3 separate regions of the Mus musculus genome follow, and regions 2 and 3 are each linked to region 1. A link is a loop called in an ENCODE intact Hi-C map of the cell type or tissue named here. Cell type or tissue: left cerebral cortex. All regions are shown on one strand.

The links. A loop is a pair of places that touch in the nucleus more often than their neighbours do. Peaks named below come from ENCODE experiments on the same cell type or tissue, not always from the same donor. Only the 100,000 strongest peaks of a DNase experiment are listed, where the experiment ranks them.
Region 2: it touches region 1 in a loop (2.8-fold over the local background); 6 of 42 quality-filtered maps call a loop at or near these places.
Region 3: it touches region 1 in a loop (4-fold over the local background); 15 of 42 quality-filtered maps call a loop at or near these places.

The regions. Positions count from the first base shown.
Region 1 is chr2:132,697,513-132,705,512 of GRCm38, reverse strand. All of the region lies in intron 2 of Shld1 (shieldin complex subunit 1), which reads right to left. It overlaps Gm38455 (a long non-coding RNA gene), which reads left to right and starts at 6,829. Exons shown (of 2, transcript XR_375002.3): 1 at 6,829-7,037. In left cerebral cortex, CTCF peaks have their summits at 3,899 (motif pointing right) and 6,314 (motif pointing right); DNase peaks (open chromatin) are centred at 39 and 3,898; H3K4me3 peaks cover 327 bases; H3K27ac peaks cover 2,807 bases.
Region 2 is chr2:132,777,681-132,785,680 of GRCm38, reverse strand. It overlaps Chgb (chromogranin B), which reads right to left and starts at 4,039. Exons shown (of 5, transcript NM_007694.5): 1 at 3,899-4,039. The coding sequence starts at 3,947. In left cerebral cortex, a CTCF peak has its summit at 4,095; DNase peaks (open chromatin) are centred at 1,513 and 3,999; H3K4me3 peaks cover 4,159 bases; H3K27ac peaks cover 4,571 bases.
Region 3 is chr2:132,575,062-132,583,061 of GRCm38, reverse strand. It overlaps Gpcpd1 (glycerophosphocholine phosphodiesterase 1), which reads left to right and starts at 4,814. Exons shown (of 20, transcript NM_028802.3): 1 at 4,814-4,994. In left cerebral cortex, CTCF peaks have their summits at 4,917 and 7,078; DNase peaks (open chromatin) are centred at 4,809, 5,297, 6,188, 7,055 and 2 more places; H3K4me3 peaks cover 3,647 bases; H3K27ac peaks cover 4,569 bases.

The sequences.
Region 1 (8,000 bases):
AGGCCAGGAAGAGGCTCAGCCCTGCAGAGCTCCAACTCAACGTGGTGAGTGCCATCCTGGCACCAGGCCAGCAGCCAAGAAATCTTCTGGCTAATGTAACCATGAATGAAACAATTCAAGGAAGAAAAATAGAAAGGCTTGAAGACCATTTACTATAAAGTACAAAACTCGAGTCTTTAAAGACACCGTGCCATCTTACTAGAGAGGGTAGAGAAAGGCTGACAGCTATCACGACCACCACCCTCTGCTTTCCCTGACCCTACATTTCCCAGTTCATACCCACTGGACACACAAAAACAAAGACTTGTACATAAATAGGAAATATTGGTGTCTTGGCTGATCCGCACACTATAATCAGGCAAGATGGCTGAAGTCAACTTTCCCGTAGTCACTCTGCAGTGATGCAGGAATGCTGTCAGAAGCAGATGAGAGTACCTGGGAGCCAGCATGGTGGCTCATGCTAGCACTCAGCAGGCATAGGCAGGAGGATTACAGCAAATTCAAGGCCAGTTTCTGCTACAAAGTGAGTTATAGCCTCGCCGGTGCTACAGAAGTGAGATCTTGTCTTCAAAACCAGAAGAACATGAAAACCCCTGGGCCTACACTGTTATTATTCTATCATAATTCCACTGTTGGGACTGGAGAAGTGGCTCAAAGGTTAAAAGCACTGGCTCCTCTTTCAAGGATCCAAATTCAATCCCCAACAGCCATAGAGACTCACAAACGAGTCTCAGGGTATACAACACCCTCTCTGGTTTTTCCAGACATTGCATTCATACATTAAATGACATTCATGTTAGAAACACACACACACACATCACACACTTTCTTTCCATGTATATATGTATGTATATATATATATATGCATTATATATAATTATATATAGAAGAAAAATATACCTTTATATATAGAATAATTTAACTTCAAAGAAACCAAACAGTAGAAATGTATATATCCTCTCTATACATAATTATATGTACATGTAGAGAGAATACATACATATCTATATGTATTGGTTTCTTTGAAGCTAAATTTAATTCCTTCATAAATTAGAAGGTAGTTTGTCAAAACTGATACCTGACTCATAAGGTTAGAATAGATTTTGAGCTGTTCTCTTCAATGCTTCCAGTCATCCCTTCTCTCAGAACCTCTCTCCATGCCAAGGCTGGTCCCTGGCACCTGTTCTAGACAGAACAGATCATCTTGGTGGGTAAGGCTTTGGCTGAGGTGGGTCAGTCAGTGGTGGAGCCTGAAGAGGCAGCTCCTGACACCGCCATCAGGAAGCAGAGAGGGGTCAGGCTGAGGTAGGGTTAGGCTGTAAGTCTTTCAGCCAGGTAGGCCTTATATACCAAAGATTCAAACCCCTGCTAGGAAAGACCAAGTGTTAAAACATATGAACCTGCGGGTGACATTTCACATGGAAACTGTGATTGTTACCTGAGAGGCTAGTGGTGTGGGAGGTGAGCGCTCTCTCTCACCCACTGTGCCCAACTTCACCAGGTAGTGTTACTGAGACTCACAGAGAGACAAAGCTTAGAGACATTAAGAACTTGCCTCAGAACACCAGGCAAAAAGTGATAAAACAGTGGTTCTCAGCTTTCCCAGTGCTGCGACCATGTAAAACAGCTCCACATGTTGTGGTGACCCTCAACCATATAATTATCTTCATTGCTTTTTCATAACTGTAATTTGCTTCCATTATGAGTCGCAATGTATATATCTGATATGCAGGATATGATATTCGACCCCTATGTAGGGTTGTCCCACCCTGCAAAGGGATCTTACCTCACAAGTTAAGAACCACTGTCCTAAAACCTCAAAGGCCATACTTCCTCCCACTCATTGAGGAACGAAGGTCATCAGGGCCAGCCATCAGTCTGCCACATTAAGCTCATGGCTGTCTAATTACAAATTTGACAGAAAGTTCAGATATTTATATTCCTGTCTTGTTTGCCCCAGTTTTCTTTTACTCTTCCAAAACAATTAACATGCTGAGCATGGTGATGTATGCAATCTAAACACGAGGAGGCTGAGACAAGAGGAGCAAGTTTGAAGTCAGCCAGGTCTCTACAGGAAGTTCCAGGCCAGCCTGGAAAAAGATCCCAGCACTAGGAAGTTCAAGACCAGCTGGGCATGGTGGCAAAAGCAGATGGATTTCTATAAATTCGAAGCTAGCCTGGTCTCCCTAACAAATTTTAGGATAGTCAGAGCTACAAAATAGAGAAACCCAGTCCAAAAAAAAAAAAAAAGAGGTACAAGTTCAAGTAGCCATCCTTAGCTACTTAGTGAATGCAAGGCTAGCCTGGGCTTCCTGCGATGTAGTGTAGGAGATAGAGACAAACATAAGACTTCTAGAGAGATTTATTTCTTTCTTTTCTGTTCTTTCTTCATGTGTATGAGGTGTGTACGGGCATGCCCTTCCAGGGGCCGGAGGAGGATACTGGATGTCCTGTTCTGTCACTCTGACATAGCCCCTGACACAGAACCTGGAGCTTGCTGTTCTGCTCAGTGTCAGGCCAGCACGCCCCGACCTCCTCCCACAACCCAGGTTACTGGTGAATGTGGCCGCTCTGCTTTTTACAAGGCTGCTGGGGTCAAGCTCTGCTCTCCACGCAACCTTTCCCTCAACCCAGTCTTCGTTGTTTATTCTAGTGTGCTAAGAGGGTCTTCCTGTACAGCCCAGGCTGCCCTTGAACTCAAAAGGAAATGGAAGTCGTGGCTTTAAGACTTCTTAGATTGGGGGTTGGAGACATGGCTCCGTGGTTAAGAATGTGTGCTACTCTTGCAGAGGACCTGAGTTCAGCTCCCAGCACCCACGTCAGGCAGCTCACAACCTCCTGTAACTCCAGTTCCAGGGGATCTAATACCCTCTTCTGACCTGCACATATATACATAATTAGAAAATTAAAAATGTCTCCAAAGAAAAGAACTCTTAGATTTAGGAAGGCATGGCAGCGTGGACTTGGGATCTCAGTACTTCGGAGGTGGAAGCAGGGGGGTGAGGAGTTTAAAGTCAGGCTCAGATGCTTAGTGAGTCTGGAGTCAGGAGGGAGAGGAAGAAGCACCCGCTGGAAGGAGCTTCAGGATAGAAACTTGCTATGCATAAGGCCTCCCGTCCAACCCCCAGCACCGGGGGCGGGAAGCTTGGTATCAGGTCTGTAATCCTGGGTATCAGAGAGAATGAGTCAGGAAGAAGCCCAGATCAAGGCCTGCCAGGGCGCTAGAACAGGTCTGTGCCAGCCTGGGCAATCTAGTGAGGCTTTGTCTTGAAATTAAAATAAAGGATGAGGGTGGGCAGAGGATAATGGCCTGAGGGGTGCTCACCCAACATGCACTAGGCCCAAGGTCAACCCCCATTATTGGGAAGGGAAAGGAGGGTGGGGATTTTTTTAATGCCATCATCTTATCAACAGATGAAAGTGTACATCCTTTGGTCTTTCCCAAAGAAAAAGTCTAAGCCTTATAGGTAAATGCATGGACAATGCCATGAACATGCTCTTAGACCACATCGCACATGCATAGTGAACACAGCTGACATTGGGGACAGTGACAAATTAGCTGCTCAAGTTCCAGCCTAAGACCTCATTTCAAAAAAGGAGTCTCTAAAAATGTTTAATTCTACCCCAGTAGACAGCTTCTATAAAGAGAGGGGCTGGGTGTGCAGTGTGTAGCTCAAGGCTGAGCTCTTGCTTCACATGTGCCCCGAGTCTTGAGTTCCACCCAAATGGTGCTTGTGTCTGTCTGGGTGATGGCAGGGGTGGGGTGTGTGTGAGGGGGTGGGGTGTGGGAGGGTGCGGTTGTCATCTTAATCAAAGCAGAGAATGAATGACAAAAGGTTTAACTCACATTTCACGCCCCACCGGCCCTCAGAAATCTGTGGGCAGCAGCAGCCACAAGAGGGCAGCAGAAGCAAACTCGGCACTTGCTATTACTGTATAAAAACTGGGGAGTAATTGTAGCCAGTCCACCCTCAACCCAAGAGAGCCTGCATTGCTCATAGATGAATTCTTCGACTTCATATTCTATACCGTGCTTAACTTAAATTCTCAATCCTCACTTTCCAAACCATTTTTGTGAAGGCTTGGTGGCTCGCATTTGTAATTCCCCAGAGGTAAGGGGAATGTGAGTTTAAAGCTGGCTTGAGCTACAAAGCAAGATTGGATCTCAAAAAATAAAATTTTAGAAAAAGATGAGAAAGTAAGTTCTTGGAAACACCAACTTATATGACATGCTGGGAAGAAACTACCTGCCACTAAATGTTATCATTTTATTAGTAGGAAAAGACCCAAAGGGCTGGTATGTGATAGAAGCAGTTATGTTAGAGAAAATCCCTGCAGGCAGATGTGATTGACCAGCAGTGCAAGTGCTGGTTATGAAAACCTGGCCAACTGACTTTGATCCTTGGATCGCACACAGAAGTGAGGACTTAGTTATTTGTGACGCGTAGTCTAACAATTTATACCAGGCTAGACTTGAGATCAGAGCTCTACCTGCCTTTGACTCCCACCTGCTCACACAGGCTACCCCAAGGCTTTGCAGCAGACCGAAAGCTGGGGAGCACAACTGTGGGGGCAGGAGTGGGAAGGACAGCAAGCAACACACACACACACACCAGGAATGCCAGAGGATAACCTTGGGTGTTGCTCTTGAGAAAACATTGGTCTTTGAGTTTCTATTGCTGTGAAAAGACACCATGCCCACACACCACACACACACACACACACACACACACACACACACACCACTTTTTGCCTTTTTTCAAGACAGTCCCTCTGTGTAATAGCCCTGGCTGTCCTGGAACTTGCTTATGTAGACCAGGATAGGCTCAAATCACAAGAGATCTGCCTGCCTCTACCTCCTGAGTGTTGGGACTAAAAGTTTGCACCACCATACCCGGCACTCTTTAATAAGGAAAACACTTAATTAGGGCTGGCTTACAGTTTCAGAAGCCTAAGCAGAAGTAGCACTTAGGAGCTAGAGGCAGGCAAATCTCTGTGAGTTCAAGGTCAGCCTGGACTATATTTTGTGTTTCAGTACAGCCAAAGCTACATAATAAGATCTTGTAGAAAGAAAGAAAGAAAGAAAGAGAGAGAGAGAGAGAGAGAGAGAGAGAGAGAGAGAGAAAGAGAGAAAGAGAAAAAAGAAAGACAGACAGACAGACAAACTTTAAAAATTATCTTTGGGAATAAATATCCTTGTCTATAATTTTATGTACTCTTATTAAGTAATATTTGCTGAATTGAGAAGCAATTCCTAGGGTAGAAAGATGGTTCAGTGATTAGAGCTCCTTGCAGAGGCCCCCCCCCCCACCAGGCAGCCCACAACCACCTGTAACTTCAGGCACCTACACTCACATATCCATGCACACACTTAGACAAGCACACATAATGACGGAAACAATTCCCTCAGGCATGATGTCACAAACCTATAAGCACAGCATTTGGGAGGCTGGGCACAGTAGATTTTGAGCTCAGGACCAACAGAGGCAACACAATGAGATGCTACTATTTCAAAGAAGCAGTCCAGCGGGGCATGAGTCTTTAACCCAAGCACTGAGGAAACAGATCTCTGTGTGTTCAAGGCCAGCCCTGTTTACATAATGAGTTCCCAGACAGCCAGGGATATACAATAAGACCTTGCCTCAAAGTAAATAAGTAAGTATATTCTCTTTTAGGAACGCATACAGATCAGTATAGTCCACTCAGTCACATGATACAACTTTAAAGCTGTTCCATTTCCTACCCTGCTCTTCCTGTTTCCATATTTTCTTTTGTTTATATATTAATTACATTTATTTATGGAGTTGGTTCTCTCCTTGCACTGTGTGAGCTCCTGGGATCAGACTTAACAGCAAACACCCTGACCTTGGAGGTGTCTCACTATATAGTCCATGCTGGCCTTGAACTCACTATGCAGTTGAAACTAGTCTCAAAATCCTCCTCCTCTTAGTTCTCCTTCCCCCCCTGCCCCCTAGCTTCCCAAGGGTACACCTCCGGTGCACAGGAATACACCACCATTTCAACCTCAAGTATTCCCTTTTCAAGGAAAAAAGTGAGTAGGGGTGCACAGAGAAGTGTGGACTAGTCCCTTTCTAAATAAGGTTTAAATAAATGTGCAGAGCCTGTGTAAACGTGCACACTTTTAACTTGTGGACTTTGTCATCCACCCTCATAGGTGAGACCAAACACAGCCTGAATGTGTCAAAATAAAAATCACAAATTTATGAGAAAGGCACTCATGACCAATACTTTCTATCCTTAAATCTTTTAAAAAATTTTTAAAATGTATTTATTTTATGTACACTTTAGCTGTCTTCAGACACACCAGAAGAGGGCATCAGATCCTATTACGGATAGTTGTGAGCCACCACAGGGTTACTGGGAATTTAACTTAGGACCTCTGGAAGAGCAGTCAGTAACCTTAACTGCTGCGCCATCTCTCCAGCTCCCTTAAATCTTAAAAAATAAAATAAAATCAATTCTCATTTTATGTGTATGGCTGTTTTGCCTACATACATCTATGCACCAAGTGCATGCGGTGGCCACAGAGGACAGAAGAGGATGTGGGATCCCCTGGTCCTGGAGTTATAGACAGCTGCAAGCTGCCATGTGGATGCTGGGAATCAAACCTAACTCCCCAGAAAAGCAGCCAGTGCTCTTAACCACTGAACCATCTCTCCAGCCCCTCTTTCTTTTAAATCTTAACAGGTTTCATTATTCAGTCTATCAGCCTTAACTGACCACCTACTATATACCAGGTGCTGCCCTGAGAATCTACGCACAGGTCAAGGCCTAAGTTAGCTAAACAGCAGCTGTGGGGCGCCTGCCAGTCAAGCACAGGGAAGCCAGAAGCGAATCCAAAAGCATTTACCCTGAAAGGCTATGCTCCAGGAAGCTGGACTCTGCAGCACGTCAGCAGCTCAGGGAAGACACTGTTTGCACAGCTTAGTGGTGACGCGTGTCTAAAATACAAAGTCCTGGGCTGGAACCCAGGCTCCACTTCAAAGGGCAAAGCCAACAGAGCATCCTAGAGGCAGGTGAGAAAATGTCTTCTGGGGAAAAGAAGGGTTTCATTCACTCCAGCAAACAGCTAGAGTCCGAGTTTCTGTTGCTTTCCTGCTTTCCACCGAAGACGGTGGCTCTGACGTCTTCTCTGCAGCTGTTCTGAAGATGGCTGCCGGTTGCTTCTTCCGCTGCACAGGGTTAGGAAGGGTAGTGATGTATGTGAGAGTGTGTGTGAGTGTGTGTGAGTGTGTGTGTGTGTGTGTGTGTGTGTGTGTGAGAGTGTATGGATGTCTATGTGTCTGTGTGTCTCTGTGTCTGTGAGTGTATATGTGTGTGTTTGTGTCTGTGCATGTGTATTTGTGTTCGTGTCTATGCGTGTGTATCTGTGTCTCAAGTGAGTTGGGTGGCATGGCTGGCCCCTGAGACGTACTGATCTTGGAGTGCAGTTGGCAGGAGGGGGCTGGGCAGGGGTGACTGCGAGTGCTCTAGGCTTAGCACTTTACCGTCCTTGCAGACCTCGAGTTTGCCTTTAAAGTCCTGCCTTTGAAGTCAACCTGACCCAGGGTTGAGTCTTTTTAGCACTCCTGAGACCAAACCTGAACACATCAGCCTTTCCAAGGCTGCTTCCTCAGGGGTCACACAGAGGTCAGAACAGTATGGACTTCTTTGGGGGTGGCTCTAAGAATCAATAGGCACAACATGCGGGGGGTGCACAGTGCTACGGCATTGTCCAGCACGCTGGAAGCCCTGGGGTTGCTGTCTGGGAGCAACAGCAACACACACACACAGACACAGCACAGATGAGACACAGACACACACACGCGCACACACACACACACACACACACACACACACACGAATGTGTATAAATGCCTATGGCACAGCATCTACAGAGTGCACAATAACTCATCCTCCCTTACTGCCTCTTGGGAGTTTGGCCTGGGTGTCTGTTGGACTACACCAGTCAAGGCTTTTCCTTGCACTGTAGGAAGACA
Region 2 (8,000 bases), 80 kb before region 1:
CCTTACAGCCAATAGAAATCAGATCCAGACCACAAATGAGGGGCCTTCTTAGGTTTCAGCATTTTACCAAGTATTGTGCTGGTTACACAGCCGTCCTATATTTGTGAAAAGTGTCTTAAGCTGTGCACTCACTCTGCAGTTTCCTACATTCTGTGCAATTGTAATTTTTTTTAATGGAAGCAGAATCAGGTGCCCTCTGCAGTTCTTTCCCTCTGTCTATACCAAGTGGTTATAGATCTGTGGCTCTCTCTACTACTCCAGTTCCCAAGAAAATCTCCTCCCTTATAAAAAAACCACGGGTACTAAAAGTCAGGTGTGGTGGTGCACATCTTTAATCACAGCACTCAGAAGGCAGAAGCAGGGGTGTGAGTGAATTCGAGACCAGCTTTGTCTCCCTGACTTCCAGGACTGCATAGAGAGACCCTATCTCAAAAACAAACAAACAACAACTGCAACAACTAACAAAGAAAAGCAAAAAACCTCCAAAACACAAAAATAACAACAACAAAACTCTCAACAATAACAACTACCAAACCCATGGATATTAGATCATTACTCACACAAGACCTTTGCTTACATGATCTGCTTTCACTGTGATGGTTTTATGAGTTGTTTACAATTGTATAAACACCTAGAAGTATCAAGTTCTCCAGCACATTGTTACGGTCAGGATATCCAAGATGGCATTTAACAACTGGTATATGACAGTATGTTTCAAAGGAAAAATTAATGCTCAAGATTTTATGAGACTCTGTCCCTGCCTTAATCAGCATTTGGAGTGTCTTTGTTGGTCAGAAAATAACCTGGTGACCAGCATTTGCCGGTGCCACATCTTCCTTCTCCCAATGATTGCTGCTTTTGTTATTTTACCTTTCGCTTTCCCTTTGTTTAATCCTTTCTGCTAGAGAAGCTCAAAGCCTTTACAAACACTCTTATCTCTACAAACAATCATTATGCTAGGAAAAAAAAAAACTTAAAGAGGAGCGATTCCCTTGGTCCCCAGAATAGAAGACCTAGCTGGGGCAAGAGCAAAATTCTCGAGCATCAGACACTAAAGCTACTCAAAAGCTATTTATTTATAACGAGCACCCTAACCTTCCTTCCAAACCAAGCCTGTTCAAACACCTACTCACCCTACCTAACCCACTGCCTGTCAACCCAGAGGAAAAAAATACATGCGACTTGGAGCGAATGTCTCTCATTTGCTTACTTTACTAAACATCTACCCCAATTGTTTTCAGGGTCCCACTGTTACCCAGGTTTATTAGGGTCACTTAAAAATGTTTAAAAAGTGCTTGATAAGCTATGAAGAAAGACTCCGGTTCTTCCTCAGAGACAGGTCAAACAAAACCTGACTGGCCAACGGGGTTCTTATGCCTGGCTCTGGAGGTTCTGTGGTTTTTCCTTTTCTTTAGTGCTGCAGACTGAGCCCAGATCCTCACACATGGCAGGTGATCACTCCCTGACCGAGCCCCGGCCTAGGGCCAGTCTTTCATGGTCCAATGTCTGCTATTTTGAGAACACGCTCACTTTGGCGAGTCTCTTTTTCCACCTCAAATCTGTGAAATCCTCTGGAAAGAATAACTATGGAAGAATTACTCCCATAATGACTGAGAAGTCACCCTTTCCAAGTTCAACTTTCCAGACCTTCTGTAGCAGTGCAGATCCACATATATAGTTCTGCCTGTTGTTCTTTCCCAATATAAACTGGGTACTTTAACTACCCAGACTGCCAAACTATTAACCCTTGTCAGAGTTGATGGACAAGGGATGTCTCATTGTCCTAGACAATTAGCAGTTTACAAATTACTAGTATAGAGCATCCTCGTTTTCCCAAGGGAGACTCCTCAGACTCTTCTTAATCGAAAGGAACTAGGGTTTGCTTATGGAGCTGCGTTGTGAGCCTTGGTGAGAGTGCTAAGTAATATGTATTTCTTCCAATAGAATCTGTGAGAGCAAAGAAATGACTAAAGATGTATTAGGTACCCAAAACTGGTTTAGCTTATTTCTGTAGCAAATAAGAAATACATTTAATGCTTATGGAAAAGTAAAATAATCAAATGACAAAAAAAAATCAAATAGCAAATCTGAGAATAGCTCTTGAAGCATCAGCATCCATAAGACTATGAAGGTTTGATTCATGTGAAAATCACAGCTGCAAAGTAGGCTCAGCATGTTCTTTTGCTGGTAAACCATGGGCACCCCAAATTCCACCAAACTTGCGAGTCAAACAGGATCTGCATAGCAAAAATACCTTTATCTTTTATGTGATATGGATATGGATTTGGTTTATTCATATTAATTTTTAAGGTGCACAGTACTTACACAGACAGTTGTGGATCTCCTTCAAGAAGCTCGAAATGGTAGAAAATTAACCAGATGACTTCCTGGGGTCTCAACCATGATTTTACTAAGTAACAAACTACTGGAATCCCCTCATTGCCAGATTTGGGGAGGTGGAAATGAGGAGGTGAGTGCTAAGATACATGGTGTGTTTCTGGGGTGATGACCATGCCCTAAAATTGGTAGTGGAGATGGTTATAGTCAAAGTGAAGCAGTAGGCTGCACGATGAGTGAGTAGTTGCCTAAAACAGAAGAGATTTGCATAGCTTCGGTATTTTACTACTAAATATTCCTTCATAAGAGGTATGAAATGTTTAACCACCACCAAAAAGTTTAATTAACCAGTTAAACGATTTACAAAAGGCTTACTGTTTTGTAATCTAGAACAGAATGTACATTGTGTACAATGTATCATTGTGTCCTGTTCAGCAATATCTTTCCGAAATACTTTGGACTTGAAAATTTCTAAGTTGTTCAGTTTGTTTCCTTTTATCAAATTAAGAATATGATATTTATAAAAAATAGTTATTTATAAAAATGATTTTTAAAAATAAGAACATTATGAATGCAATAACATAAATTACCATTGGCTTTCATTTTGTCAAACATTGGATGAGAGATTCCTGTCAATCAAAGGCATATATATATATATATTATATATATATATATACATCTATATATTTCATATAGACATATGGATATCTCAATTCTAGTTAGAAATCTCAGTCTCAGAACAAAACACTTTTCCGAGGACATTCACAGAGACAAAGAGCTGCTAGTGTAATTTGGTGTTATACTTATTTTTCAGTCTCCCAACACAAACACATCTTTCAGGCTATTGGAGACCATTGAGTAAATTTAGAGTAGTTTGAGACTTAGCAACGCACTCATCCACACACAACCGTCAAATATTAACTACTTCTGCTTTCATTCTTCAAAATTGACTAAAACATTTATTTTGCTACTCCAAAGATAATTTCATGGGTGTAACACAGTCTTGTTATTTTTATTTCTGGAGCACAAAAGGAAAGAAATATCTAGTACAGCTTCCATTCATAAATTAACATGTGAATTACCTCTCTTTAGAAACATAAATACAAAGTGTAAATATGTTAACCCTGTAAACAGACACACGAAGACCTGCACACACATATATGACACGCTGAGGGAAATGCCTTAAATGCACTCAGATTTAGTTCTAACTCAGTGCCTTTATAATAATAGAGGAAACTCTGCAGGGGCCAACTGCGTGCATTCCCACCCCTCTGCGGTCACGGGGCTGTGAAAAGTCACACGGAGAGTCAGGCTACAAAGGCTCTCTCTAGCTCTGTATAGAGCCTGACATCTCTGCAGAGAACACAGAATGCGGCTTTGCTTCCAAGGGCTGCACAGCCCCGGCGGGGAAAGGAGGAAAAAGCTGGACAGCTCTTGCTTCTCCTACTCAAAGCCAGGCCAGGCAAGGCAAGGGATACAGGGAAGAGGAGAGGCGAGATAGAGGGTGAAACCCAGTGCCGCCAGCTCTAGGAGCTGTCCGGGGTGCTGAAATCCCACTCACCGGCCAGAGCCGCTGCGCCCAGGAGGCCGAGGAGCATAGCCGGCTGCATGGTGCCTCTCGCCAGCTGAGTGTAGGAGGAGCTCGGCGGGTGCGGGCTCCGCAGAGCAGCTGTGGCGCGGTGGGCGCAGGCCTGGCTCTTATGAAGGGCAGGCGGGGTGCAGTACCCGGGGGCGAGCGGCGGGCGGGGGCGCCCCTCGCTCAGCCCTGACGTCACGGAGCAGCCCCGAGGCGGCGCCAGCGGGCGGAAGCACAGCCAGTGTGTGCGGCCTTGCGCAGGGTCCCAGCAGGCACGGGCAGGGATGCGGGGACGCCAGGTGCTGTAGATCTCAGGCAAGAAGGGACAAGGGTCCGGCTCATATTGTCGCGCCTGCGCTCCAGCTCCTCCGCGCACACCTCCGATGCTGCAGTTTGGGGTTGTGGGATACTTGTGATTCTGAAGTGTGTAAATGACGGGGGTCAGCTTTCTGTATCCTCTGCCAAGCTGAAGAAAATCCTTGCTTGGAATAAATACACAGGCGGTTCTTAGACCTTAACAAGAGAGTAATGGCTGTAAACCTCAGTGTGCAACCATGAATGTGTAACCTGCTCTTGGTTGAGATGTTTGGTCAGTGTCTGTGTATCCCATCTATGGCACTTCTGTCTTCTGTTTATGGAATCTCCTACCCGACGTACTTATTCAGATGAACTTAAAAAATCAAACAGGCCAAAGGATACACTTCAAAATTCTCTCTCTCTTTTAACCTCAATTTTTTCCAAGTTCAGTTTTTTCTGTAACTACTTTCTGTGGCTTAGGCCTATTTTAGTTTGGAGCACACATAATTGGTGCTTTTCCTTTCGCTCTCCCCACCCCTCTCCCTCCCCCTCCCTTCCATTCCCATCTCCCTCTCCCTCCTCTCCCCTTCCCTCCTCGCCCCCTTCCTCTCCCCCTCTTTCTCTTGATTGGTCACTTACCCAGCTCTTCTGATAGACATTTATTTAAGCTGTCACCCTTTGGCCCTTAGTTACTCTTTTACAACAGGAGCATAGCTTGGGGTGAGGTAAGGAGTACATCCTTGAAAACCTGTTCTTCTTTGCTTGCTTTTAAATAGAGATAGAAACGCATTTTAAATTATGTGCGCAATGGAGATGATAGCATCTTCCAGGTTATTTTCAACATGGATTCTGTTAGCCTGATAAGGAATTGGGGGAAAAGCGCCAGGCAATCGTCCTGCCCAGAAGAGACACAATCTGCTCTGATAACAGATTTCGAGGACCAGTGAAACCTGACGTGAGATCTTTTTGGTCAGGTGATAAAAGTTTTCAGTTCCTTTTCCTGAAAAGAGTGAGGCTCAAATTCTCTTTGCACATGCTGAGAACATAGAAAGATGCCTCTCCCTGGAAGGTTATTTACCCAAACTGCAGCCTCAGAGCATATGTTTTTAATTTTTCATTTATGTTTTTCTACATTGCTGGAGAGAACACAGAGCCACGGGCATACCAGGAAAGCACTCTACCAGTCTCCTATATCATCAACCCCAGTCTTAAAAATGATAGTTCTGCGACAACTGGTAAAATTTGAAAAGGCATGTAGATTACATCCCTCTCTGGGAACTGCACACATGTGTAGGCAAAACACCCATCCACATAAAAGGAAATACATCTTTTCAAGTTTTAAAAAGAAGAAAGCAAAATATGAAAATGAACAAAGCCTATTGTCAGAGAAGGACTGGAAACTCTTGCCCACCTGGGCTACATATAACAAGCAGAGAATGTGTGAGAAGACACAGGATATTACACCAGAGAGGCCAGTGCTTTGTAAGCGACCTGCAAAGACTCACAGGCCTTATGGCCCAGTTCTTTTTGACTGGCTGCTCTCCTTAGTTCACTACCCTATTCCCATTTTCAGTAGTGACTCCTTTATAAACGTATTTAATTATGTATTCATTGAGATAGGGTCTCACTGTGTAGACCAGGCTGGCCTGGACTCACAGAAATCCACCTGCCTCTGCCTTCTGAGTTCTAGTTCTGCTTTTAGCCATGCATCACACTTCAATGAGTCACCCTGTGTTTGTTCCCCCAACCCCCACCACTATAATCTGTGCTTGTAACTGTGCTGGCATGTCTTTGCTGATTTCAGGGAGAGGTCCTTGGATAGTCAAAAAATGTCATTGTTTTTAGAAATGCATATTGAGGTTTCTAGTCTCAAAATTTGTGAGAAAGTATAAGGAAAAGAGAAAAAAGGAATCACTTTCATATCTTAAAAATTAATATACATACACATACACACACACACACACACATGCATACAATTGGTTTTTCCAGACAGGATTTCACTATGTACTCCTTGGTGTCCTGGAACTCTAACTCTCTCTCTTTCTCTCTCTTTCTCTCTCTTTCTCTTTCTCTCTCTCTCTCTCTCTCTCTCTCTCTCTCTCTCTCTCTCTCTCTCTCTCTCTGTAAAACAAGATGGCTACAAACTCACAGAGATACTTCTGGGTGCTGGAATCTAAGGTGTGTGCCATCACTACCACCTGGCTTGATTTTCTTTTTTAATTTAAAGATGGGGCTTTATTGTGTGTAGCCCTGACTAGCCTGAGACTATGTAAACCAGGGCAATCTAAAACCCACAGAGATCCTCCTGCCTCTGCCTCCTGAGTACTGGTGTTAAAGATGTGCACCACTATGCCTGGCTAAGTAAAGAAAAAATATATATAAACATTTGGGCAATTATGATGAACTGTATACTAAAATAGCATACCATTTTTGCATTTTTCTAAAGTCTGAAATTCTTTTAAAAAATCAAAAATGAATGTTTGAGGCCTAAAAGAAAACAGTGAACATTGGAAATAGGAGATTGTTTGGTGTGATGGCTCAGCATAAGTTGAGGCCAGCCTGGACTGCAATAGTGAATTCCAGGCTAGCCTAGGCCAAAATGAAAACAGCAAGAGAGGGGGGAAGGTACAGTCTACGAGAGAGGTTCTCCCTCTATTGTTGACATAACACAGGGTTAATGCCACTCTTTAAATATACCAGGTATTGGTAGTTATTTAAAGCTGCTCTCTCCTTGAAGTATTTATACACTGGTTTTCCAATACTTCCCCTCTCTTCTTTTTCCCTAGAAAACCATGGGATTAAACAATGTTAAAATCATCTTTTGGCTTCTCAGGTTGGCCTTGGGCTAAGTTGGCTGCTCATTAAGACAACCTTGGTGACCTTGGTGAAGGAAAGCTCTTTTCTTTCATGGCCAAGAGCCAGTCTCTACATTAAGTTTTAGATCTCTCTGTGCTTGGGTGAAGGATGCTGAGAGCGGACTGCCAGGATCTACATTGTTGTCATAGAAGAAAAAAAGGGCGAACACTGTGATGGTTTTTTTGTATATGCTTGGCCCAGGGAGTGGCACTATTAGGAGGTGTGGCCTTGTTGGAGTAGGTGTGTCACTATGGGTGTGAGCTTTAAGACCCTCATCCTCGATGCCTGGGAGCCGGTATTCTGCTAGCAGTCTTCAGATGAAGATGTAGAACTCTCAACCTCTCCTGCACCATGCCTGCCTGGATGTTGCCATGTTCCTGCCTTGATGATAATGTGCTGAACCTCTGAACCTGTAAGCCAGCCCAAATTAAATGTTGCCCTGATAATAATTGCCTTGGCCATGGTGTCTGTTCTCAGCAGTAGAACATTAACTAAGACAAACACTAAAGGGAACCATGGGAACTCTGAAGGGGGGGATATAAACACAGCTTTTAATGATATCGTGGCCCACCTATCCTGGGAATCCTGTTTTGAGATGGACCTTTCCTAACTCCCCTATAATTTCATCTTGAAAAATAACCCAGAGTTTGTATGTATGTGGATGTTTCTCTAGAGACTCCTGGGCCCTGATGCTTACTCTGTTTCAGGTCTCTTTACTCACTGACCCAGGACTCACCCTCTCCATACTGCCTCATTTTAGTGAGTCTTGTTATCTGACGGTAAAGGCCATCTCGTGGTTCTCTTTAAGCTGCTGGCCATTCTCAGTCCTTTATACTCCCACACAATGTTTTCAATCCATTGTCAAATTTCACTTAAAAAACCCTGCAGGGATTTTAACAGGAACAACATCATGCCTTTACATCAATATAGGAGC
Region 3 (8,000 bases), 120 kb after region 1:
AGCAAGCCTTTTAATCTCTGCACTGATGGGAGAGAGGCAAGTGACTCACCATGAGTTCCAGTCCAGTCTGCTCTACATAGCAAGTTCTGGGTTAGTCAAGGTTCCTAGTGAGACCCTGTCTCAAGGGACTAACAAAGAAAAAGAGAAAGAAAGAAAGAAAGAAAGAAAGAAAGAAAGAAAGAAAGAAAGGAAGGAAGAAAGAAAGAAAGAAAGAAAGAGAAAAAAGAGGGAAGAAAGACAGACAGTAGATCAAGTCACCATTACTTTAACATTAATAATAAATAATAAAATGACAGCCCGAATTGACACAGAACACTTCTGAGCTTTTTACTGTTCTCTGTACGTGTGTTTATAGCTGCTATGTACCAGACATGATACTGGGTATGATGGTACATGCCCTGGGTCCTGCTCTGGCAGACTGACTCTAGGAGGGCCCAGCTGCAGACACGACAGATAAACACCTGCCCTGTCATCTCTCACTCCCATCTATGTTTTATAGGTAAAATAATAAAGGAGGGGTGTGAATCTGCAAGTCAGGAGTAGACAGAGTGCAGAAACAAGGCCTCTAATCTTCTCATCAAAAGCATGCACATAATTAATGCACCATGTCTGCCAAGAAGTCCTGCCTCCCCGAGTCCAGTCCCAGCTTGCTTTGGCTGGCCGCCAGGCTGCAGTTGGCAACTGGGTATTTAAACCCAGTGCATGGTAACAGCACTCTTAAGAGTTCTTTTGTTCACAGGCAGGATATATCCTGAAAACAGTAGCTCATTTTGTGGGAAGTTATCAGTATTTTCCATTAAAAAAAAAGATAGCTAGTCAACCGTTGAATCATTTAAGAACTGTTTCCCCCAAAAGATCTGGGAGTTGAAGCCAGGGTCTTGTGCATGTGAAGCAAACACTGTTGCTGAACTGTTAACACTTTTTTTTTTCTGAGACAAGATCTCCTATAACACCTTTGTAGCCAGTAATGGCCTTGAATTTCTGATCTTTGGCCATGACCTGGGCTTACAGGAGTGTCCCACCAATCTAATCATATTGGGACTGGGGCTGGTAGGTCCATGGACTTGCACAAGCCTGGCAACCTTGATGAGATATTGATGTTTTATCTTTGTTTTGTTAAAACCAGATGGGTAGTCAGCATCTGTATTCCTAGTACTCCTTAGGAGAGGCAGGAGGCAAAAGGAAAATAGCAGAGAAGTTTATGGTCAGCTAGCCTGGAGTACACAGTTTAGTAGCAGAGAGACATAACACATGTGCTATGATACGCTCTCCCCCTCCCCCCCACATATCACACACAGCACACATATATACATGCAAAGAAAAATATTCTCAGATTGGCAATTATAAAATTAAAATATCAATAAACTCTGAGAAATGTTAAGGTACTCTATATCCCATGGTTTCAGAATCAGCCAAGCCTCCCTTTAGCTATTTATTTGTGGTACTGGGAGTTGAACCTAAAGCTTTTGCATGTGTCAGGAAAGCACTCCACCACTAAGCTGGGTCTCCTGAAGTCTTTAGAGACAAGGACTTGCTCAAGCTGGTCCTGAACTTATTTTACAGCCCTGGCAGGCCTTAAACCAGTCATCCTCCTGCCTCAACCTCCCAAGTAGCTAGGATTGTGCTATCAGGCCTGGCCAAGATTGAATTCTTTGAGTTTGTTTTTTTTAAATATAGTCCTGACTATCCTGGAATTTTCTATGTAGGCCAGGCTGGCTTCAAATGTACAAAGATCCTCCTGCCTCTGGGATGCTGGGATTAAAAGCATTAAAGTATACTCAGCTCGAGATTAAATCTGTGTAAAAATAAATTTTCATTTGTCTTGAATAAATAGTAAAACTATATGAATACCAAAGGGTTACTTTGATAAATATTTGATTTGTATATCTATCTTATTTTATTTAGGAGGGAGGGACTTATTGTGGCTCACAGTTTAAGGGGATACAGACCTTCCTAGAGGAAAGTCATGGGCGGGTGGCTCTGTGGTTAGTGGGAGTATGCGGCAGGACGCCTCACCTCCCTACACGTTGGCAGAACGTGCTCACGTTTTTTTTTCTAGAGCGATATACTCAAGGCCTTGTAAAGCTTTCAAGTAGAGAGAGGTCATAAGTGGAAGTTCAGGAGGCTGTGACCTACATGGTGCACGACAGAGTCCAGGCTATGATTTAGGACTCTTTGGGCTACCACAAGGTATACAAACCACACAACTGATATCACCGAGAATGGTAAAGATGCTGATGGTGAAGCTAGAGTAGAATGTGGGACACAAGACACGTATCGGCCTTTCATCTAAGCCATAGTACTTCTAAGGAAAAAATGTGCAGGAAACAAAGCTGATAATAGCTACAACTACCAAGGGAGAAAAAAAAAAAAAGCTACACGCCCTCCTCCAAAGAAACATTATTTGTAACAAAAGTTCAGACTTGTAATATTAAATCCAGCAACATCGTGGCCACAAAGCAATATGCAATGGTGGGAGCGATAACCAGTGGGCTGTTTCCTAAAAAGCACCATCTGCTAAGTAATTGTGTTAAAATGCATATGAGAAATTGAATCAAATAAAACTAATTTCAGTAAACCGGAACTGGAGCAGTTTTAGCATCAAACAGCCTAACTTTACCTCTTGGAAATTTAAAATTCAGAAAGTAAGTGGGCTCCCTGGAATTCTCTGTCAAAGTCCATTAGTAGTAACGAGTCATTTGCTGAAGATTTATATTCATAATGTCACAGGCAGTAACGGGCAGAACACACATCTAGGCTGAGCTCTTAGACTGGGAACCTTTCCCATGAACACATTTAAAAACTTAGAAAATGAGATCGTGTGCTTATCCCAGACAACCAAGAATACGTCTCAGAATCCAGTGAGATGGCACATGCTAAGGGTTTCTGTGAAGTTTAAAATACTCAGTGCCCTTCTGGTAATAATAAAGTTAGTTCTCAGATTAACCTCATTAACGATATGTTCGAGGAACCATAACATCCCATAACATCCCATGTACAGAGCAGGAGCCAGAGGAGGGGACACACGGCTTGCCCAGCCCTCCTTTAGGAGCTGTGGTGGCAGAACCAGTCCCACGACTGATAGAGGGGTTGCTCTCAGAGTTTCTAGGCATGCACAGTAAACACTTCCCTTTTCGACTTTCATGGATTCAGGTTTCTTTGTAAATCATCTCTTGTTACTAGCTAGTTATCTTGTAGAAACCTCTGTTTCTGGCCATAGGCCATCCTTCAAGTGTGGATTCAAGTTATCTCCCAGAATCTGTAGGGGGTTGGTTACAGAGCTCAACTAGGATTCCAAAATGTTCAGGTTTCTTATATGATTAATATACTATCTTCATATAAGCAATGCATACCCCTTACTTTAGGGGTTATTTTAAGTTTATTTTGTATGTATGTGTGGTATGTATGTATGTGTATGTATGTATGCACCACATATGGGACTGGTGCCCTTCGGGGACAGAACAGGACATTGAAGTCCCTACACTGAAATTATGGAAAGTTGTGAGCTGCCATGTGGGTGCTGGGAACCAATTCCAGGTCTTCTGCAAGAATAAGCACTCTTAACTACTGAGCTATCTTTCCCACCCAGCATATGCCTTTATTTTTAAATCCCTCTCCCCCTCGTTTATATGTTAATACGAATACATTTTTCCCCCCATTTCTCGCCTGTGATTGCTTGAATCTGCCAATGTGGAACTCAAGGATACGTTGGGTCAACCATACTTTTATTGTTGTTTTGAGACAATGTCTTGTAATGTAAGCTGTTGCTGGTCTAGTACCCATTACGCAGGCAGGCAAGCCTCCAACTCATATCAACCTTGATTTAACCTCTGAGATTCTAGGATTACAGATCTGTATCAGGTGCAGATCTTTTGATATTTTAAGAGGATTTAGGGAGGGGCATGAGTTAGATCTACCATCCCGAACCATAAATATTGCACAAATGGTAGTTTGACTAAATGATGAGATATACTAAAAACATTCAAAGGAAGTAGACTCTTGAAAAACACCACTTAAGTATGACTAACAGCAGAGAAATGAAGTCACAGCGAGCAATTAGCAGATGTAGAGCAGTGGACCTTCAATACGAAAAGGTGATTCTGCTTGATGCTCACTATCTCAATTGAAGTGAAACCCGATTACATAATGTTGTGTTAGAAGTTACCTAGTGGTTGATCTTGGGCTGATTTAGGGTTGGAGGCACACACAGAGATAGAAGAGGAGGAAGAGGAAGAGGAGAGAGGGGAGGAGGAGGAAGAAGAGGAAGGGTAGTTTTAGAAAGCAAAGAACAACTCTAGTTTGGTTTTATTTATTTATTGACTTATTTTATTTATTTGGGGTTTGTGACAGCAGGCTTCTAGAAGTCAACAGGAGTCTGGTCTCTCTCACCATGTAGATTCCAGTGGGTGAACTCAGATCTTCAAATGTGGTCAATGCCTTTATCCACTGAGCTGTTCTGAGCTCCTTGTTTTAGCTTTAAGGATTTAGTCTGTGATTGTTTCCTAAGGAATGCAGTTTCCAGAAAACATCAGGCTCCCTCAGCTCTCTTTTTTGAGACAGGATCTCACTTTATAGCCTTGGCTGGCCTCGAACTCGAGTCTACTTGCCTGGCTCAACCTCCCCAACACTGGGATTACAGGCGCACCACCTTGACCTTCAGTACCTCAGCTGACCCCAGCCAGATGGGCTAAGGCTGTCGGGCCACCTCAGGTCTCTGGGCAGCCCTTCCAGGAACACGCAGCCCGCCCCCCGGCGCGCGGCCGCCGATTGGCCAGGACCGGACCGGGCGTGACGTCAGGCCCCGCCCCGCCGCCCTTCGACCCCGCCCCGCGGGGTGGGCTGGCAGTTTAGTCTAGGGCAGCTGAAACCGGTTTGAGAGGCGGCTGTAACTGGGCTCCTTGCTTCCTCGGGCCACCTAAGGGAGCGCTGGCGAGGCGCTGACGCTCGGCTCCGTCGGCCGCGGCCCAGGCTCTCGGCGCGGCCCGGAGCGGCAGGTGAGGGGGGCCGGCGGTGCGGGCGGGCGCTCACGCGGAGGGGCGGGCGGGCGGGCGGCCTGGTGTTCCGGAGCCGCGGTGCGGCTGGAACCCCGGCTGCCACGCGCGGCTGCGGTCCCACTGAGCGGCGTGACCCAGGACAGCCACGGAAATCCCGGGCGGAGAATAGGGGAACAAAGAAAACGGCGGAGCTGGAGCCCAAGCCCTCGGTGCCTCCCTTCCTCCGCGCCCCCTCAGTCACCTCGCGCCCGCACTGGTGACTCGCGCGGTTTTGACAGCTGCTTCTTTCCCCAAAGTGCCTAGAAATTAGTGCCCGCGAAAGAAACTCCGGGTGACAGTACAGCCGGGCGGGGGGAACCCAGGGCTTTGTGTAGCTCCTCGTCCGTGCCCTCGGTGACGTTTTAGGGCTGCGGTCCCCTTGGCGTCGCCGGCTTGGAGGCAGTGGCTGCCCCGTGCTGCTTCATCTGCCGGGTCCGGCCAGAAGCCCGAGGGCTTGGAAGCCTGGAGTTTGCCGGTTTCTAGCGATTCTCTGACTCTGCAAGCAGCAAGCATGGTCGGGTCTAGAGTCCCCTCTTATACTCCTGTCCCCTGCCACTCTGGGTCTCCTGCCCACTTAACTCTGCCCTTCAAGCTGCTGCCTGCTACATTTCTAACACAATAAGGAAAAGAATAAATACAAGCTGTCAGCCTCCCCTCTCTCCCAAATTGCTCAGTGTTCTAGAAACACACAGCACAAAATAAAACTGGTAAACCCCATGCAGTGGCTTACATACTAGGGGAAATCAGTGTTCTAAACAAAATTTAAATCTGTAAAGAGAGATACAGGAAATTTGCACCCGGAGAACTGGTAAACACAAGAAAACTGAATAATATTTGGTGTGTATAAAAAGTTGGTGGGTGAGTCAACTATTTGTATATAATAAAAACGTGTAATAAATGCATATGAAAATGATATCAACACGAAATGAAAAGCATTTGTAAAAAATCCCACTGCATGTCTAAAGATGATGAGATGTTAATTTGGCTTAAGGACTGTCCAAAGGCTAATGCCTTTGCTTAATGAAAAACCCATTCTTGTCTGCATATGTTTGATTAAAATATTAGCTGAAAGTATATGGAGGTCTGAGAAATGGGGCCATAGTGATCCCCCCACTAACACGGGCAGACATCAGTGTGGTCACTTAACCTGCTTCTTAATTATAGGATATTCTGAGAATCTGCTAGAATCGAGGAGAATTAGAAACAGCTTTTTTTTTCTTTGAAAAGTTTTAAAGGAAAACACAGATGTTCTTTTTTGGCCAGAAATATGTGCTTTAGCTAAAAATACCCACTTTCAGTTCAGCTGTAAGCTAAATGTTTCTGTCCCTTTGGGGTTAGCTTAAATTTCCAGTATGTTTCTCAAGCTGATAAACCAGCTAGGTCTGAAACTAGCTAGGTCCACAGTTGAAAACATTCAGCAAAAAAGAATAAACTTTTTTGTCAGGAGGAACTGTGAAAAGTTTTGATGTCAGTAAGTTATGGTGGGTGACATTTAAAAACTCCTTGAGTCTTTTAACAAACTTCAAATGGGCCAGACACAGGCTGCAATGCACACTTTTTTTTTAAACAAAAAAACAAAAAACAAAAAAAACCAAAAAAACAGCCAGGGCGTTGAAGTGAGATCCAGCCTCAAAAATAAGTAAGCAAATTAAATTAACAGCTCAAATTTACCTAAACGTGCTGTGTAGTATATATCTTTAGGTAGTACAAATTGGGAATTGCATTGGGAAAGGAATTACCAAAGCCAAAACAACAAACTCCGTAGTGAGGCGGTAGGTGAGCTGGTTATCTGTCTCAGCCGGGTGTGCAGTTACTAGCAGTTTTTACTCTTACCTTTTATGTGTATCTGAAAGACCTCCTTCATCCAAGTTGGGATATTTTTGTTTGTTTAGCAGAAGAATAAAGGTAGATGTAAACTTTGAGATCCTCAGTAGAACAGGTACTTTCTAAAACACTGTTACTGCTGTTTTGGAGGCGGTTGGGTGCTGAAGCTGTCCTGCACCAAAATTTTGGCCTCTGTCCATGGTCAAGTGAGCTGCCAGCACAGCGCCTTCCCAGGTTTGCTTGGTATGGTGCTACAGTTTTTGAGGGGTGAGAATTGAACTAGATTGCTGACTTTTGACAATTCAAGTGGACGATGGCACTTGTCTCCTGGACTGTTCTGTGTTTCCATGTGTTTGTCTCTGTGTAGTGCACCAGCTGCAGCTGTTACTGCTGAGTTGTCAGCGCGATCTCGCAACTGTAGAGATAGAAAACTTGGCTGTTTTCTCTTTTATTAAATATCCAGACTGTTCCTGGTTGTCTAATGAAGTAGATGTTTAGAGCTAAATTTGTACTCACTGTTAGTGTGAGTACATGGAAATAATTACATGTGACATCACTTACATTTGATTGAATTGGTTATAGCCAACGAGTAGTTAGCTGAATACCAATTCTGAAGTCTTGTAGATGAGCTTGACCTTAGTTTAGAATTGTAAACACTGGGTGAAAGTTCAGATTACAGTGTAAGATTTATAGGCTGGTTAGACTCACCAGAAAAGGAAGCTTGCTGAGAGGCCTGAGGGCCTCACTGCTGAGAGCCTGTGTGATCCCCAGGACCGTTCATGGGAGGAGAGAACCAACTCCTGCAAGTTGCCTCTGACCGTCATGTGTGTACCTTGGTCCTCCCTCCCTTTCCCCTTTTCTCTCTTAAAACACAAAGAGAAATTGAAGTTGGTTATTCAGTCAGTTGCTGAGTTATGGGTTTAGTCTGTCTCTTAAAATTATTTCAGTGTGCTGGATAGTAGTGGTGGGCACCTCTAATCTCAGAGGCTAACGCAAGCAGATCTCTGAGTTTGAGACTAGCTTGGTCTATAGATTCAGCCAGGGCTACAAAGAGAAACCCTGTCTCAAGAAACAAAACAACATTTAAATTCATTCAGTAACTTTAAAGCTTTTTTGGTTAGATTTGGGTCTGTTAAATGGAAG